Regions from separate parts of the Homo sapiens genome. Here all the other regions are linked to region 1. Evidence: chromatin contacts called from ENCODE Hi-C or POLR2A ChIA-PET data. All regions are on one chromosome and are shown on one strand. Each heading gives the region's core, a stretch centred on a gene start or an enhancer-like site at or near the end of the contact. The rest is flanking DNA. Distances are from core to core; before and after follow the strand shown. Region 1 has its middle 94 kb from the start of WDR75. Region 2 has its middle 110 kb from the start of COL5A2. Region 3 has its middle 48 kb from the start of WDR75.

Evidence for each region. Hi-C counts contacts between places; a loop is a spot of excess contacts on that map. ChIA-PET counts read pairs that join two places held with the same protein, here RNA polymerase II (POLR2A). Pooled maps may share reads with other maps.
Region 2: a loop to region 1 is called in a map of Caco-2, with 8 times the contacts of the local background. The contact joins two enhancer-like sites. A Hi-C loop is called at or near these places in 9 of 168 maps with a recorded cell type or tissue (CD4-positive, alpha-beta memory T cell, Caco-2, MCF 10A and 5 more) and 10 of 50 pooled maps. POLR2A ChIA-PET finds 5 or more read pairs at or near these places in 1 of 52 experiments (H1).
Region 3: a loop to region 1 is called in a map of PC-3, with 9 times the contacts of the local background. The contact joins two enhancer-like sites. A Hi-C loop is called at or near these places in 8 of 168 maps with a recorded cell type or tissue (IMR-90, PC-3, adrenal gland and 5 more) and 6 of 50 pooled maps.

Annotation. Positions count from the first base shown.
Region 1 is chr2:189,346,283-189,349,237 of GRCh38, forward strand. It overlaps a transcript of COL5A2 not described here. Among named protein-coding and RNA genes, the nearest start is that of WDR75, 94 kb to the right of the region's middle. Within about 2 kb of position 1,374, at least 6 of the 41 ENCODE cell types and tissues checked have a DNase peak (open chromatin) inside an H3K27ac peak, as active enhancers do.
Region 2 is chr2:189,286,491-189,289,445 of GRCh38, forward strand. It overlaps a transcript of COL5A2 not described here. Among named protein-coding and RNA genes, the nearest start is that of COL5A2, 110 kb to the left of the region's middle. Within about 2 kb of position 1,546, at least 3 of the 41 ENCODE cell types and tissues checked have a DNase peak (open chromatin) inside an H3K27ac peak, as active enhancers do.
Region 3 is chr2:189,392,132-189,395,086 of GRCh38, forward strand. It overlaps a transcript of COL5A2 not described here. Among named protein-coding and RNA genes, the nearest start is that of WDR75, 48 kb to the right of the region's middle. Within about 2 kb of position 1,445, at least 4 of the 41 ENCODE cell types and tissues checked have a DNase peak (open chromatin) inside an H3K27ac peak, as active enhancers do.

The sequences.
Region 1 (2,955 bases), core at 124-2,623:
ATGGAGTATGAGCTAAACAAGGATAGAAAATAGACAGCAAGTCATTTCAGTAATTGTAAAACCTAACTGGAACTCCAGGATAAGATCCTTTTGCAAGGAAAAATTACTATCAATGTTCATACCAATTTTTGCTTTGGTGACATTTGGAGCTATGTATACATTTCATAAGATATACTCCATATCAAGCCATCAAAATCGTCACATATATATGACATGCTAAAAGCCCAAATCAAAAAAGCATTTTTAAAATATAAATCAGAAACACAATGGAATTAATTTATTTGCTTTTACTATTTTTAACATTACATATAATTTAAAATATATATGACTATGTACAGATATATTAGACAAGTTTAGAAAACAGAAACCAAATTGTTTCCAACAGAGAGGATTTAATGGAAGAAACTGGTTTCACAGGTGTCAGAAGGTTGAATAAGTAAAGTCACATAAAGGTAACTCAGGAAGTAGCTACAATGCCTGAGGTTAGGGAAATAAATGGGAAAAGATGGGGATAACAGGAGGAGGAGCCACCAGACCTGGTGCTCTAAGGAAGAGGCTTGGGTTGGCTGCTGCTGGCTCTCTGAGGGAAATGTTCAGGCATTTCTGGAAGTGCCAACAGGAACTGGAGGCTGGAGCCACTTCCACAATGGAGGCCACCAACTAACGCTTAGGAGAACTGCCATTTTAGAGTTGAAGCCAGCAAGAATAAAACAAATTTTAAAACAGGAAGGAAGTCTTGTCTCCTCTTCCAATCCCCATTCCTCAATAACTTCAAGTCTCACTCCAATACTTTCAAAAAGCTGCCAAGGGAATCAGAGGTATGAAATCTGCAAAGTCACAGCCCTAGCATTACAAACTAGTGTCAAAAAAGGAGGACACGTTGCTGAGAGACAGCAGGCAAATTACTTGCACAACTTTGCTTTTTAAGAAAAGTAAAGGTTAATTGCATTGTAGTTAATAGCACAAAAATTAACATTGAAGAAAGTATCTTGCAAAACATGAGAATTATGGGGACGCTTACATGAACAAATAAGCACATATAAGCAGAAAAGAGAAAGTTGTCCCATGATTAGGAACAGAAAGCAGAAAGAGGGAGGTAAGAAAAAAATATGGACTTCATGGAAAAGATTTATGTTAAAAAAGGAAAAATGACACTAATGTTAAAATACAATAATCATAATATTAAAAGTTCTATATAATTAAATTAGGTTTCAGGTATGAGAAATTGACCATTATATTGGTGCCACAAGTCATCATGAAATGTCTAAAATCTATGATTACTGGGCTTCTAGGCTCATGGCATTTGCTTTGTCAACAAGTGCCCCAGAGTTAAGATAGACCAATAGTGACATCTGCTGCCATGGACTTATTTTTAAAAGGGCCAGTCTTGACATTTGCAAGTTAAGATTCCTGCCAAACCACTGGCCTTCTGCTGTGATGAGTCAGCATTTCTGGAACTCCTGTTTGTCATCTGTGCTATTAGAAGATTTTCTAAGGTGAACACAGAACATGGGAAAATGAGAGAATGTTTGAAAATGTAACTAAAACAAACAAAAACAGTAGGGACAGAGGGAGTAAGTGACGAGACAGAAACTTCACATTGTCTTTTCACATCCTGTTTTTCCTTTGGCTAAGTAAGTCCCAATTAATCTTGCAGTTGTTAGCAAGCATAAGCATGTTTTCAGTGAAAAGAAGGATTAATTTAACTGTTGCCAGCTTCAGTAGATTCCAACCCAAAATTTACAGCATAATATTTAGACCAGAAAAAAAAAATAAAAGTCCAACAACCAAAGGAGGGTATGTGGGAAATTTTTAGAGCAACCCTTGCTTAGGAAACCACTTCCTAGCTAAGTGTTTACCTTGATTATACCTCTTTCAACATCTGCTGACCCTCTGCTTCTTCCTTTTTCCTTTCTGAAAGGCAAGAGAACATAAGGTTTGAATCAAAAATATATTTTTGATATTTAAAAAAACATATTATCACCAGTGTAAAGTGGTCAGTGTGGCTCATTTATATGAACCCACAAATATTACCTCAAGAAAATCATGAGTTAATTTATTTGCTCTAGAAAAAAAATGGCAAATTATATGAATCTCTACCCCAGTTATGAAAGAAGATGAACAAAAGAGACAGATGTTTCAGCTGATGGAGAACTGAATTAAGAGTTCTGGCTAGTACACGTTCTAGTTATGAAATAAGATGAACAAAACAGACAGATGTTTCAGCTGATGGAGAACTGAAGTAAGAGTTATGACTTCTAGTACAAGGTTCTGACCATGCCTCAATGTGTCATCTTGAGGAAATTACATAACTTCTCTGAGCCTTAGTTTTCTCTTCTGTAAAATGAAAGGATGAGGCTATATGAGGGATGAAAAAATGGGATGCAACTCATTTCCCTTCTTGGGTTAACTGGCAATAGTTGCCTATGAGTTAATTGCTGTAACTCATAAGCTGCACCCAGACTCCATGGAAAAGAGTGCTGACTAATTGGCAGGGTCTGCTGTGGACAACATAAATGTGAGCAGCTGCATGCACATCACACAGATATCAATTCACAAACAAGACAATTTATTACTTTTTCTTTAGCTGTAGATTCTGTTACCAGCCATCATTTTTAGTGCCTACTGTATTTTAGCTGTGCAAGATGCTCTAAGAACATTATTTCTAATCTTCACAACATTTTAAAGACAAGAAAACCAAGCCTCAGAAAAATTAAATAATTTTTTCAAAGCTGTATAACATAGCTGGACCCAATTACTAACATAATCTCCCAACATTCTCCATTATAAATAAAAACTTCTCATATTTTGGATCACATCCCCTAGCCCTCTCAAAACACAAAAGCTATATTATAACATAATTGTGTCTTGTCAGATGATTCCTTAATACATCTGTATACCTACCTAAAGAAAGGATAAAGGTTCAGACATGAAATTTGGCTGGCCTACATAAAC
Region 2 (2,955 bases), core at 296-2,795, 60 kb before region 1:
ATTGCTTTATTTTTCAAGAATTTCCATGGGAGGTACTCGGAGGGAAAAACGGGAGGTGGTCAGACTTGAGTACAGACAGAAAAGGCCTATCTTAAGAGTAGTGAGATACAGGCATAAGTGGAAGACATGCCACAGCACAGAAGAGACTTACAGTCTTCAATGGTTTTAAGAGACTTTATGGCACTATTTCAAAAGTGAATTAAATCCTTAAAAGAATTCTTCTAAATGAGCAAAATGTAGTTTTTAAATTATTTTAATTTACTTCCCAATTCATAAATACAATATGGAATTAGTTTTGTCTGTGATTTTAAAATCTTAGAATGTCTATTTTTAACAGCAGAGAAAAATATTCTAACATAGGAAATAATTTTAGATTCATAAGTTCCTTTGTAGGAAGAAATTTTTACCTATTATTCTTTCAAAAATCAGAAGCAAAATGTCAGAAGCAAAAAAAACTTAAGAATGAACATCTACTTTGTGGATGTTAATTTAGAGTAATATCATAGTATCTATTACCTATCTCCTGGGAAAGATATGGTTTATACTTTTGAGACAACCTGCCCAAATTTAAGAAGTATCAGTTGCATCCCTGAGAAGCCATGGAATGCAGTAGTTAAGAACACAGAACAAATATTGGTTCTGTCACATAGTAGCTTAAAATCTCAGAGTTCCATATAAAAATTAAAAAAAAAATAGTACCAAATTGAGAGTTATTTTTGACTGAAGTAAAATAGCATCTGTGAAGTACTTGGCACATAATCAATGGTAGTTATCATTAAAGGTATAAAATTTTTTTACAAAAATTTTTTTACAAAAAGCCTAATGAATGACAGAATAAAAAATGTTATTTGCTTTCCAATTTTGTTACTGACCACTGAGATATGGGCATGGAAGTGGCACAAGCACAATGGACACAGGATCAGCGACTTGGAAGGTGGGGAGGTTGGGGAAAGATGAATGATGTATGAGTGAAAAAGCCCCTTCTCTATTCAGTTCAACAAATATTTGATGAGCTCCCACTATAATCCCAGTCATCTCAAAAGATGTCTATCACTTCCTTTAAGAGGCTACTCCTGATGGTGAGATAAGACTTGTACCCATGGAACAAGGAAATATATGATGAGGTACTAAAATTAGTAGTAGTATAAAGGATTATGCAGTGACTACTTACTAACAAACCATGTTAAATTACAAGATTTAGAGCAATACACATATAAAACCAGCTGCAAAAATCATTGCAATTACTCTCCTTAAGATAATCTAAAAATGTTATATTCTACTAGTCTGCCTAGAAAAGATATAAAATCCTGACTTCTTTTTGTTACTTTATTTTAGACATCTAGTTTTTTAAATTAAGCAGAAAATCCACTTTGGTTTTATCTATCTGAATGTTAAATGTAATATTTATCTCTTAATGTCTCACACATTTCAAAAACTTATGGTTATATTTCACCCTTTATGTGCCCAAACTATTCAAGGACTTCCAGAGTTGTGTATTACATACAAGCAAAAAACAAAGAGCAACAGCACTGGAGAATTCAACAGATGACAAGAACAGCTACACTAAAAAAAAGATCAGAAAAGAAAGTATGCCACCTGCTGTTTATGGAATGAAAAGAGGTCCCACAGTAAGTATCTGAATACATGAGTCAAAGCCAGAAAAAAAAGACGTTTGGGCTTCTCTCTGCTTTCCTAGATCCTGATTTCAGCATGTTATAACAAGTTTATAACCATGCATATGTTAACTAAAGTTATTGCAAACAAGTCTAGTCTTTGTCTTTCTCCTGCACATTATAAAGGTATTAGGGGTTTTTTCTATCTACTTGTGTTGACCTCATTTGACTTGTTAAGTCCTTGAAAGTAAAGAATGATGTATTTTCTTAACTATGATTGTATAGCTTTAAAAAGCACTACAAGCAGTATCAGGCAGTCAGTAATGTGATGACTATGAATAATCATACATCAACAAACTGTATAGCCTAGAAGAAATAAATTCCTAGACACATACAACCTACCAAGACTGAATAATAAAGAAGCAGAAAATCCAAACAGATGAATAATGAGTAAAGAGATTAAACCAGTAATGAAAAGTTTTCCATGAAAGAAAAGCCTAGAGCCTCGTGGCTTCACTGCTTTTACCAAACGTTTAAGAACAAATACCTATCCTTCTCAATTTCTCTAAAAAAAACTGGACAAAAAAGAATACTTCAAAATGCAATTTATGAGGCCAGCGTTATCCTGATACCAAAGCCAGACAAAGACACTAAAAGAAAAGAAAATTACAGGCCAGTATCCCTGTAAAAATTCAAAATCCTCAACAAAATGCTAACAAACACATTCCACAGCATGTTAAAGGGATCATTCACCGTGACCAACAGGAATTTATCTATGGGATCCAAGGATGTTCAAAAAATGAAGATCAATAAATGTGATACGCCACATTAACATAATGAATGACTAAAATCATATGTTCATCTCAATTGCTGCAGAAAAAGCATTTGACAAAATTCAATATCCATTTCGCTGAAAGTTTCAACAAATTAGGTATAAAAGAAATGTACCTCGACATGGCTGGGCACGGTGGCTCACACCTGTAATCCCAGCACTTTGGGAGGCTGAGGTGGGCAGATCACCTGAGGTCAGGAGTTCGAAACCAGCCTGGCCAACATGGTGAAACCCTGTCTCTACTAAAAATACAAAAATTAGCTGGGCGTGGTGGCGTACACCTGTAATCCCAGCTACTCAGGAGGCTGAGGCAGAGAATCGCCTGAACCTGGGAGGCGGAGGTTGCAGTGAGCAAAGATTGTGCCACTGCACTCCAGCCTGGGCACCCGATCAAGACTCTATCTAAAAAAAAAGAAAAAAGAAAAAAAGAAAAGAAAAGAAATGTACCTCAGGACAGTAAAAATCATATATGACAGGCTCACTTCTAACATCATACTCAATTGTGAAAAG
Region 3 (2,955 bases), core at 195-2,694, 46 kb after region 1:
AGTTATAAAATATCTGAGAAGTTTAGACATTGGGCTTAACTCAACTGCTCAAAATTCCACATAAACCTAGGAAGTAAAATTTGGGGATGTGAATAACTGCCAATGCAATCCCTAGAATGAGTACCTTTACAATGTTGTTAATAGATTTTGGACTCAACCAGAGCTGGAAATATCTACAACACTCAGGAACTACTTCCTAAAAGATGTCATACTGACTTTGACCTTATCCTCTATAGAAATAGTTATGCTCTCCTCCACTCCTGATTATCCTAGTCTTTCACAATCATATCAAATGATTATCTGTCCCTTTTCTTTAACTCATAAAATAAAATCAGAGTTTACATGTCCTTACCCCTGGAAGTAAAGAACGTTCCTTTCTTCTTCCTTTAACTTTATAGGACAAATATACTTCCACATGCACCTATCTAAAGAAGCAAATCATCTTACTTTATCACCAAGAAAAATGCTTTCCTTCATCCCATTACTCCCAGGCTGTAAAAAGCTTAGTCCCAGCCTTGTAGCAGGGAGGAGGTAGGGAAGATGGGAAAAAATAGAAACAGGGCAAGAATTCATTGCAGTGTTAACAGATGTGATAGGCACAGTAAATCATACTCATCAAATGGCCCAAGGTGCAGGTAACCATTTGAAGGACCATCTATTTTCTAACCTTGCCTAGAAGCCTTGTTAAGGATTTAGTCTAGTGATGAATTATCCAATCACCTGGGCAGACTAAGTATCTACCCTAAAGGTACTACCAGTAGGTAAGAAGAATTAATTTTTGGAAATACCACATTTATCTGTAAGAGAAAAAGTCTGTAGTATCAGTTACATCTATGTTCCCCATATAGTCATATCTTATTGCTTCTGTTTACAGAATAGAACTCTACGCATAAATAAAAGAAAAAAAACTTTACTGTAGGAACAAGTAGTGAAAATAATTTATTTGCCAATTTGCATTTAATTAACAATGTCATTTTAGCATCATATGTGTGCCCCTGCAACTCACAACCTCCCACTTTTTCAAACTTTTTTTTTTAATCTTCAAATCCTTTTTACAGAAAAACACACAAAAAAATTGCTTTCAGCTGTGACTTCATTCTGTATGTCTAAAAGTACTATGATTTTCCAATCTTGGGTCTGGCAATATCCTTGTTTATTCTTTTAAAAAAATAAGTAAAATTGAAAGAAAACTAATAACTAAATTGGATTACACTATGTCCCATTTTGTAGTCACTGGAAAACTTCATATGCAAATAGCTTTTACACAATCTCATTAATTCTTTTTTTAATATGTTTTTCAGCTTAAATATGGACTAGTACTACAGAGACCCATCTTTCTATAGTTTAATTAATATCTCTATTTAAATTGTATGAAACTTCCAGAGAGAATGTGAGTCATTGTCAAAGTAGTATCTGTATAACATCTGATGGTTAATGAGATGGGTTTGTGGTTTGAGGAATGCTGTTTATAACAGGGAGATTTAAAGTTGAGTTCCCCTGGACAACAGTGACTCAACTCTTTCCCAATTTACAAAGAAGCATTAGTCATGAAGTGATAACTGGATCTTTCAATAATTAGGTCTTACTCCTTCATTCTTATAGCTTCTATTAGATCTCCCATTTCTAAATTGCCAGAAGAAATGAACTTGCAAGTGCCTTTACTTTATGCCAAATTTCCCTCAATATTTCCTAGTTACAGTAGCAAAACATAGTAATGTCTGGCTTTTCACAGCATGCAAGACCTTCGCCACAATAGTTTCCAGCTGCCTGCCTGCCTTTACAGCCTTAAAAGACGTTCTGTCCACTTAACTTTCATTTCTTCTCAGCCAAAGTTTTTATGCTCCCCATCTGTTGTAGGCCATTTTCTTCCATTCAACTTTATTCATCAGAAGCTAAATGAGGCCTCACCTTGAGCATACCTCCTAATCACACATTCCTATGGCAACCAATTCTGTATAATTGCTTGAGTCCTTTAAGGTCATTATTGTGTATTCTTTCCAAGGGACTATCCTTCTAGCAGAAAAGATAAGTTGTTCTTGGATAATGTTGATTTTAACCTAAAGTAGGTAATATAGTAGGAGAAATAACCACATAATATGAATTGAAGAGTATAAGAAAGATTTTGAAAAAAAAACATTAGATTCTTCATACAAAGCCTTTTTTAAATTTAAATATGAATAGTCTTGGGAGAGTTACTATGGACTGAATGTTTGTGTCCCCCAGAAATTTATAGGTTGAAAACCCTAATACCCAATGTGATGGTATTTGGATATGGGGACCTTTGGAAGGGATTAGGTCATGAGAGTTACCTTATAAAGGGATTAGCGCCCATCTAAGAGGAGACACGAGTGAGCCCACTTCCTCTCTCTGCTCTCTAACATATTCTCTGTCTGCAAACCAAGAATAATACTTTCAACATGAACTTGTCCATACTAGCACCCTGATCTCAGACTTCCATCTTCCAGAACCATGAGAAATAAATGTTTCTTGTTTAGCTATCCAGTCTGTTACAGTAGCCTGAAGTGGGTAAGGCAGCTTAATTCAGCAAAGTAATCACATAATAAAAACAGAGACATAAAACCTCTGTCTCCATGACAGGCTCATAAAGATACAAAGTATGAAAGGCACAATGAAATAGAAAAAAGGTATACAATAAAATGAGGTAAACCTTGCTGAAAGATAATTCTATCTAATTGAAATGTGGTCCTTTCCCAGAGACTCACTTTTTTGCTCATAGACTATAAATAATGTAAATTAGATTGAACAATAACTAGTTTTGAATTACATACTTTATTTTAATCATTCATTTTAGGTTTGTCTTTTCAATGAGATGGTTTACAGCCAGAATTTGTGTTACTTCCTTAGAGTACAATGCTCATTTTTAAAGCTTCCACAAACCTCCTGGATAAAAAGAGATCAGAGAAAAGTATCTCACTATAAGCACCTAAAAACATT